2 separate regions of the Homo sapiens genome follow, and region 1 is linked to region 2. Evidence: chromatin contacts called from ENCODE Hi-C or POLR2A ChIA-PET data. All regions are on one chromosome and are shown on one strand. Each heading gives the region's core, a stretch centred on a gene start or an enhancer-like site at or near the end of the contact. The rest is flanking DNA. Distances are from core to core; before and after follow the strand shown.

What was found. A loop is a pair of places that touch in the nucleus more often than their neighbours do. ChIA-PET counts read pairs that join two places held with the same protein, here RNA polymerase II (POLR2A). Pooled maps may share reads with other maps.
Region 1: a pooled map shows a loop between it and region 2 (9-fold over the local background). The contact joins the enhancer-like site here to the promoter of LINC02226 in region 2. A Hi-C loop is called at or near these places in 2 of 168 maps with a recorded cell type or tissue (PC-9 and endothelial cell of umbilical vein), 7 of 37 single-sample maps with no recorded cell type and 8 of 50 pooled maps. POLR2A ChIA-PET finds 5 or more read pairs at or near these places in 2 of 52 experiments (AG04450 and MCF 10A).

What each region holds. Positions count from the first base shown.
Region 1 is chr5:7,883,808-7,886,501 of GRCh38, forward strand. MTRR (5-methyltetrahydrofolate-homocysteine methyltransferase reductase) reads left to right here. Exons shown (of 15, transcript NM_002454.3): 7 at 1,894-2,047. Among named protein-coding and RNA genes, the nearest start is that of MTRR, 16 kb to the left of the region's middle. Within about 2 kb of position 1,251, at least 3 of the 41 ENCODE cell types and tissues checked have a DNase peak (open chromatin) inside an H3K27ac peak, as active enhancers do.
Region 2 is chr5:8,454,870-8,461,758 of GRCh38, forward strand. LINC02226 (long intergenic non-protein coding RNA 2226) reads right to left here and starts at 2,695. Exons shown (of 6, transcript NR_039984.1): 1 at 2,580-2,695. MIR4458HG (MIR4458 host gene) reads left to right here and starts at 2,818. Exons shown (of 2, transcript NR_039989.1): 1 at 2,818-2,897; 2 at 5,064-6,889. MIR4458 (microRNA 4458) reads left to right here and starts at 6,056; the gene lies at 6,056-6,130. It also overlaps the pseudogene LOC100419318. RefSeq lists an enhancer at 2,408-2,507 and silencers at 3,028-3,077, 3,088-3,147.

The DNA.
Region 1 (2,694 bases), core at 1-2,500, 570 kb before region 2:
GGATCAGAACAGCATTTTATATATAAGAGGCCCAGGAAAGGAAGCTGTCCACTAAGGTCAGCCAGGAAGTTAGAAATAGAGCCTAAGGTCAAACGAGGTGGCTCTCGCCTATAATCCCAGCACTTTGGGAGGCTGAAGGCGGTCACTTGAACCCAGGAGTTCCTGGGTAACATGGCAAGACCTTGTCTCTACAAAAAAATACAATAAGTAGCTGGGCATGGTGGTGTGTACCGATGGTCCCAGCTACTTGGGAGGCTGAGGTGGGAGGACTGCTTGAGCCTGGGAGGTTGAGACTACAGTGGGCTGTAATTGTGCCACTGCACTCCAGCCTGGGTGACAGAGTGAGACCCTGCCTCAATTTTTTTAAAAAAAGAAAAGAAATAGAACCCAGACAGGCAGGTTAGGGTTAATTCCTCAGAGCAGTGGTTTTGATTTCTTGAGAATCTGGAAAAAATTATGGACTCTCCCAAAAAATGATTACACTTGTCCCTTAGTATCTTCGAAGGATTTGTCCCAGGACCCCTTTCAGATACCCAAATCCTCAAAGCTCAAGTCCCTTATGTAAAATGTTACAGTATTTGTATATAATCTATGCACATCCTCCCCTACACTTTAAGTCATCTGTAGATTACTTACAGTATCTAACACCACGTAAGTAGTTGCTATACTGTATTTTTAAGTTTACATTATTTTTATTGTTATTTTTTATTGTTTTTTTCCGTCCCAAATATTTTCCATTCAGGTTTGGTTGATTCTGAGGGTGGAGAACCTGAGGATATGGAGGGCCAACTGTATATAGAAACATTTACGTACAGTTTTAGTCTGAGATGTGCCTCGATGCACCCCCTCCATGGGCCCCCTTCCTACCCTCCACACCCTGCTGGAATCCATTGACCTTAGGTTAAGAAACTGACTGATAATCCTAAAATAAGTGTTTGAGTACCTCTTCAAAGTCATTTAGCTCAACCGTTTATTTTATGAAAGTCTTGAGAGGTTAAGTGGGTTATTCTTTCAGAAAAGCAAGGGCACATTAAGGCTGTTGGTGTAGATTTAATCAAACTTCCTAACAGAAAAAAATACAATGTGTCAAAACTAGATGGTTTTGCATCCATAAATATTAATACTATGTACACCAAAATATTTTTTATTCTGGTATTTTACATTTTTGTCATAAAGAGGCAAGGGTTGGTCTGTGCTTAGTCCAGTCTCTCTCCCTTGCTGGCAAGAAATGTGAGCTTGTGTCATTGTGAGAGGCTCCTCCCCAGAGCCCTGGCCTGCATCTGTATCACTCTGGGGCTTAGAGGCAATGGGCCTAGTAATAGACTTGACTTGGGAAGTGGTGACTTTTTCAGCCCATGTTTGCTCACAACCAGTATCGAGCCAGATAGTGTAATGTTTTATACTTAAGGAAATAAAGTACCCTTTCCTGTCCCCTAAAGGAAAAGAGTAAAGTAAGGAGAAGAAAATTGAAAACCAATGCATTTGACCATAATTAGTTTCTTTTGGTCATAATGTATGTTTTCGTGTGTGTGTGCATGTATGTTTTTGTAAGAGGGATTTTTATATTTACATGGGTTATTGAAAACACCATAGGACCTTACTTTGTAGAGAACAAGGAAGGTCTGACTTCCATTCTTTAAGTATGATAAAAGGCAAAACACTGGGTAACTACCAGATTTCGTTTTAATAGTAACTGCTAATAATGAAAGTATGTTTATTTGGTTAGTTGGGCTTATTTTTTAAAACAATTGTGTGTTTTTTTTTTTGAAATTCTATTTTCTGAGTTCACATATTAAAATCATAATATTGAAAACTATATTTTTGTTACCCTACAGCTTAAACTATGTAACACGTATAATGTATTTTTTTTTTTTCATTTTGGCTCTTCTCTAGAATACAGACTTTTCCTATCAGCCTGGAGATGCCTTCAGCGTGATCTGCCCTAACAGTGATTCTGAGGTACAAAGCCTACTCCAAAGACTGCAGCTTGAAGATAAAAGAGAGCACTGCGTCCTTTTGAAAATAAAGGCAGACACAAAGAAGAAAGGTAACAGCCCTGATGCTGTGACGTTGGGGTGTTGTGGGCCAGTGGACTGGAGCTGATGGTGAGAGTGTGGCTCTAAGGTTCAGGGTCCTGTGTGTTGGCCGCACAGATGCCTGGGGCTCAGCTGCGCATCAAGGTCTGGGAACACAGGCATACGCTGGTATTGGTAGTTTCTTAACTTTCATGTTAATTGCACTGAATAAGAAGATAATGGATGTTCTAATTATTGGACATTTGTGGACATGAAAACTGAGTGTAAATGTAGTTTTTGAGAAGCATTGGCCTAGGTTATTTTTAAAAATTCTTTTCCTATTATGTTTACTTCTCATAGTATGTTTGTTTTTGCTCATTTATTATATAAAATAATTGCTTTTTCCATAATTAAGAGAAGTTATTTATTTTTCAAAATATAAATATATTATTTACTTAGAATCTTGAAGTAGTCCTAAATTGATTTTTTGAGAAGAATAATGCTAATGGAGTACTGCTGTCTTTTTAGCTTTCATTTCCTTAATTTTAAATAATTTTCCTTTCTTTTATTTGGCCTATCTTGAATTTATAGTCTTCTTATGTTTTTGTAAGGTGGAGTTTTTTACTGTATTCATTTTGGGGAATTTTTTTGGCTGAATAAACATTGCCACAAGTCATGT
Region 2 (6,889 bases), core at 1,445-3,944:
GGGGGAAAACAACTTTTTGCTATTACATTCAAAATGGATTTTGAAAGAGTCAGTTTTCTTTTTTCTTTCTTTTTTTTTTTTTTTTTTTTTTTGAGACGGAGTCTTGCTCTATCGCTCAGGCTGGAATATAATGGCACAATCTCTGCTCACTGCAACCTTCGCCTCCCGGGTCCAAGCAATTCTGCTGCCTCAGCCTCCCAAGTAGCTGGGACTACAGGCACATGCCACCATGCCCGGCTAATTTTTGTATTTTTAGTAGAGATGGGTTTCACCACATTGGCCAGGCTAGTCTTGAACTCCTGATGTCGTGATCTGCCCACCTCGGCCTGCCAAAGTGCTGGGATTACAGGCGTGAGACACCACCCCTGGCCCAGGAGTCAGTTTTCTATATCACTTGACTTTCTTTGCTCAGAAAGTCCAGCAACATGTTGCTCTAGGTCTTTGTTTAAAAAAATGTTATTGTGCCCAAAGTATTTAAAAATTTCTAAGACTTAGTATCTATTTCCTTATTAGAACTAAGAAAAAGAGAGCTCACAGGTAGTGTCTGATCAAAAACCACAAGCTTGCTGCACACTTGGCCTATTTAGGATTCAAGTTAGAAACTGTCAACTGAGAGATGTTAATTATCTTCTTTTTAAAAGTTGCTTGTAGATCCACTGTTTTAGCCCAGAATATTTCATAAAATGACACTGATACGTTTTGAATATATGTCCCCACCAAATCTCATGCTGAATTTTAATCCCCAGTGTTGGAGGCGGGGGCTGGTGGGAGGTGTTTGGGTCGTGGAGGCAGATCCCTCAGGCTTGGTGCTGACTTCCTGATACTAAGTTCCTGCAAGATCTGGTTGCTGTAAATTGTGGCACCTCCCCACCACTTTTCTCTCTTCCTCCTGCTGGCCTTCCACCATGAATAAAAGCTCCCTGAGGCTTCCCCTGGAAGTCTAACAGATGCCAGCAGCATGCTTGTACAGCCTGCAGAACTGTGAGCCAATTAAACCTCTTTTCTTTATAAACTACCCAGTCTCAGGTATTTCTTTATAGCAATACAAGAATGGACTAATACAGACACATCATTTTTTTGTGTGTGGTAAATTCTTCCAATTTCTCACCTTGCATTCCCAGTGCTGCCCTAACTGGACCTGGGGAGTTTCATCATACTTTCTTCAATACAAAGATTGTGAATACCTATGAACTCTTTTAAGACAATTTGTATTCTGCCATCAGGCTTCCTAAGCTACCTTGTGGATCCACATGCAACAGAATCAGAACTTTCAAAGCAGTCACCAAACATGTAACTGACAACTTAAAAAAAAAAAATTCAAAATGAAATTAACAAGCACCAAGGGTGTTATTATTCTCTTATATTTCTTTTAGCAGCATTCCATCACTATCTGCTTCTTCCACTTCAGAAACCTGCAAAACTGCTGTAGAATATCAAGCAGTTGTTCTAGTGAAGTCAATTATTTTTTAGCTCACTGCAAAACATCTGTTGACCCACGTTTTAGTCTTCTGTTCACTCTCTTCCAAGTATGTACTTGGGAAAACAACAGGACATCAACCAGGCAAGCTCATTACCATTTTCCACAGATAAATCTTTACAGTCGGTGTGAAAAATCTCACCCTGAACTATGGTGGCTGTAGTGAAAAGAACCATGGACAGACACAAGTATGACTTGTGAACATGATTCATAAAGCACCCAGAGCCCCAGTGTGGCAACACCAGATGAATGAAAAAGGTTCTACCATGTTATCAAAATCATGTCATTCTCACTTTCCCTCAACAGTACCTAAATTTTAAAAAGAATATAAGCATAATGATGAAATACTACAAAAGTATCAATTGAGATCACACTGCACTCAATGAAAATTATCCATGTTTATGAAAATAAAGATCTGTATCCAAAAAAATAGCAAAGTGTCCACAATAAATTATAAACACCAGGACATCAGGGACATTGATCTCTATATCCCAAAGCCTAGAAAAGTGCCCAGCACCTAATAACAATACTAACTTTTGAACATTTCACCACGTGCCAGGCACAGTTCTGATATGCTCCATGTTTCAACTTAAGGCTTACAGGCCAGGCTTACAGGCCACCAGTGAATCTATAAAGTTTCAGTTTATATATGAGAACTGAAGCACGGGATTAGATAATATTCCGAGACAACACAAATTAGTAGCAGATGGGTTAAACTCAGGCCGCGCATGTCTAGAATATGCACACTTACATGCTTGTTGAAAAAACTGTGTTGATTAGTATCAAACTAGCTTTAGAAAATAGAAGTTAAAAAAGGCAATAGACTTTGGCAAATTATTTGAGTAAAACGTCAAATGTCAGATATGTCGAGGCATGGGTAGCCTTCTAAGGGGTCACGTCTATGGAAGGAAAAAGTTTGGCTTAACAAATAGGAAAGTGAGAAAAAGAATGAAACAGTAAAATAACAGGATCTCGTGATGGGGAAAAGGCGGCCTGCCCAGACCTAAACGCCTCGCGGCCTCGCAGGCGACGCGGGGATGACTCAGCAGGACAGAAGGGAGGGAAGCTCCAGACGCCACGGCCCTCTTCGAGATGAAAGTACCTCCCATCCTAAGGGACTGGCGTTCCAGGAACAGCTGCGCTGGCTGAGCCGGCTCAGTGAGGCGGAGCGGCCAAGCCTTCAGTCCACTCCCACTCCCCGATGAAAAACCCAAGACCGGGTAGCGCAGCCCCTCCGCGCACGCGTAACACGAGGAGACACCGCCCACACGCCAGACGCGCTGTGATTGGCCCCAGCTACCCTCGGACCGAGATTCCTATTGGTCCCAGGTGTCGAGCATGCGCACTTTGGTCGTGGGCGCGTGTGTGGAATGGGAGGAGGTCGCGCTGTCCATGGGCGTCCTTGGCCTGCGCCACCCAGGTGAGCGCTCCGGAGGCTGCGATCCCCGGGTCCCGACCGCCCGCCTAGCACTGGCCTGATGGGGAAGCGTCCCGGGACTGGAAGGGCAGCCGGCTTGCGCGCGTGGTTCCCACGCCCCTCGGGCTCGGGGGATCGCTCCGGGTGCTGGCTGCGGGCTCGGCGGGGAGGACCCCGGGAGCGCGTCCCTGGGCCCCACGTCGGCCTCTGCGCGGGCAAGCCCCTGGGCTCTTTGGCTCTAGACGCTTTCCAGGCCTGGGGAAACCGCATGCGTGGACGTGGGAAACGGGGCGCGTGACGGGGAGGGGCGCGCCCCGGGGGCCTGTGGTCGTTCCGAGCTTCCACCTGGCCCGACGCAGGCATGTGCCCTGCCCGCCGCGTCGTCCCTGGGCCTGCGGGGGCTGGGGCCTCAGCTGAGAGTCCTGGGAAGGTGGTGCTGGATTGTGGCTCTGTCGCGGGGATGAGGGGTTGATCTGGGAAGCCCTCAGGATGTGTGTGTGGCTCCTGGAAGGTGACGCACATTGTTAGCTTCAGTAAGGTTTTCAACACCATGTTTCCGCAGAACTTGGTCATAATAACTATATCGCCTTCTAATAGTGCTTTTGGGGAGTTACTCATTTTAACAGCTACTACGTGTTGAATGTCCTCTTGTTTGCCAGGTGCAGTTCTCATCCCTAGGGGTGGAGAGTTGAAGAAGATATATTCAGTTATTTTCTTTTTTAATGCTTGAGCTAACAATGATTTTATCCTTTGCTTTCTTAAAGGTTTAATTTGCTCTTAGGTGGACAGAAAAGCATAAACTGAATTTTAACTACAAGTTGGTCACAGTTGAAAAGCCTCATGTGTGGTTTGAGTTTTAGCTTAGATCTCTCCTTACATGTCTTTCCTGACAGCTCCTCAGATTTAGACAGTGTGAGGATCAAAACTGTATGAAGGTGCTTTACTCTTGATAATCTGTGAACGTCAACTAGGAAAATTTTGAGTGTATTAGAAATGTTTTTCGAACTCTTTGAGAGTCTAGGCAATTTCACTTGGGTTCTGTGATTAATTTGCAAAGTATTAGGATGAAATCAAGAAACCTGCAGTTTTAATTGAATTGACTTTGGTTTTGTTTCTCAAAAAGTGGGACAACAAAAATACCTACTTAAGACTACTGTTTCAGGCACTGTCTAATTGCATTCATCAGATCTTATTATATTCATTCCATGAGGAATCGAAGACCTATTCAGTCAAGCAGCAGCCCAAGGTTACACGTCTAATAAAGGGCACATTCCCAGATCAAGCCCATGTAGGCTGACTCTAGATTCTGATTTTGAACTGCTCTGTTTCTGAATTGGAGTTTAACTCCTCTGTTACCCCTAGATTAATGGTGAGTATTTTCTCTCACCCAAGTTAATTCCATTAACTCTAATCAGAACCCTAATTTAGCATATTTCCAGTACAGTAGTTGCGGATCCATCCTACTCTAGAGTTTTTGTGCTATGTGTTAACTGTCTTTTATAAATGAAGGGACGGCTTCCTCTGTAACATACGGGAGCATTGTATAATCTTTGAACAGGCAAAAGCATTCCAGAGAAAAGATAGATGAATTTCATATATTTTTATTAAAACAATTTTATTAAAACATAGATAAATACTGGATTATTTAAGCAAGTTGCAGTCTATGTAGGTTAACCACTAAGCTATGCTTCCTCTCTTTGCATGCGTGTGTGTGTATACGTGTGTTTTTCCTAAAGATACATCAAGGCTTAGTACTTTCACAATGAGTTAAGTCCTGCGCTGTGCCTTGAAAGATGAAGGGAGGGAGTTAGAGGCAAAGATGAATTAACAGGTTAACAGGATCCGGGTCCAAGTCCTTAGATGCCTATTAAAGAGTTCAGGCTTCACTCTGCGGGAAGTAGGAAGATTTTTGAAAGACTAAGTACTGGAAGGACATGATCAGGTTTGCAACTTAGAACTATCACTGTGGCTGCAGACCTAAGAGTAGACGAGAAGGGTGGGTAGAAAGGTTAGGAAACTACATTTTCCGAAGAAAAACATGGAAAGAACTGAAAGGGTGATCCTGGAGTCAGAGCCAGGTAGAGAGTTTAGGGATTTAAGGAGGATTTGGTAAGAGATTTATTGTGAATCCTACATCCTAAAATTTTAATGTTTTTTTTTCTTTTCTAGAGATGATAAATAGCCAAAGACGTCAATGGCACCCATGGACATAGTAAGCATAGTAGGAGCTGAAAAACTAGAAGCAATGACAATGTCAACTATTTTGAGCAAAAAGAAGCAGTGTCTTCGGAACATTTGATCATAAAACCAGAAATTAAAGGATGAGAAAAACATTTTTCTGAAGCTTATACTTTCACATTTCCTAGAGAGCATATTTGTGTGGATGGGGGTGGGTAAACACTCAACAAAAGTTTCTTTAAAAAGAAGAAACCATCCTGGTTTGATGTAATCAATGGTTGCCCACTGCTCCCTTCCTGTGCCTGTGACCCTTCCCAAACTGCCCTGTTGCTTGCAGGCTCGCCTGAGCTGAAAGGCAGCCCTCACATCCCGTCGGCACCTCCCTGGGGCCTTCTTTACACCCTGGAGAACTTCACAGGGAATCTGTGTCTGTAACACAAAGGCTTCCTGGTCCAGATGTAGATACTAAGGCTGACTGGTTATTTAAGTCCTGCGGACTTACTCTGCCAAAATTATTTAATCATGTAAAAATAATTTATAATTCTTATAAAGTATCCCCTTCATAATATAATGAATGTTGGTGCTATTACATTTAAGTGCACATGTACAGTATACAAGATTATTAATAATAATGTTTTCAAATAGTTATTGTCAAAGCTATTTTTCTTATGTTTATGAAAGTGCTTATAAAATTCATGTTTTATGAGGCTGGAGATGTATATTTTGTAATTTCATTCTGATATTTGTTAATATTCGCTTCCAATGCTGGTTTTGTTTGATGAGACTGACATTGCCTAATTTCAAGCTTTTTGAATGTGTATTCTTTCAGGGCAAGTATGAAATAACTAGTAAAAAATATACAAATATGCTTAACAATAAGTAGACTTTCTCACATTGATTACTTACAACAGCTTTATGTGGGGTGAATCAGATGCCTGTATTACAGAAGCATCTAATGCAAAGCAAAATAAAAACACTTGCATGAGCGCACAGAGGTAGGTGTGGAAGAAAGTGAAACACTATTTTAGGTTTTAGTTACACTCTGCTGTGGTGTGCTGCCTAGTATTTGCAGGTTAATGCAAATACTAGGGGTTATGAATTGTTTCTAAGTTTATTATTAAAAATAGCCTTGCTTCATTTCTTCCTAAAATGGAGACAAATATGTATAGTGTCTGTGTTACCAGTATGTGTAAGAGTAATATCTTAATGCGTGTAAAATGTTTATAGGAACCTGTATTTCAAAGAGCTATTTTTGCAAGTGACACTATCCTTTTAAGAAACTTTTTTATTCAAACTTTTTCCTCCATTTATAACTATTCTATTATTTCTTAATGTTCAGAACCCTTTTCATTATCTATAAGGTTAAATTTTAGGTAAGTAATGAGAAAATAATAATATGTGGAGAAGAAATGAGTGAGGAGTCGAGATGTGTGTCAATCAAGAATGAGTTTGTCAGCCCTTGTATTATGATTTTACTCGGGAGGGGATAATTATTGAAGGATGTAATGTAAGGGCAGTGATACTATATGGTATGTAAGACTGTTAAAATCACTGAGGTAAGCTATTACTTGAACTAAGCATAGAAATAGAGACAGATTTTTAATGCATTTAATTATCAAAATATCTAAATTAAAGATTTGATGTGGTTGTTCACTGGAAACAAATGGCAGACAAACAGAATATTTCTTGGAATCATAAATGACATCATCCTGTCTCCAACTTTCTGTGTAGCTTCTTTCTTTAGTTGGTCTTTGCTTAGATTTCCCTGTGTCAGAGACGACTTCCCTGGATATCAGTGACAGTTATTGATTGCTCAT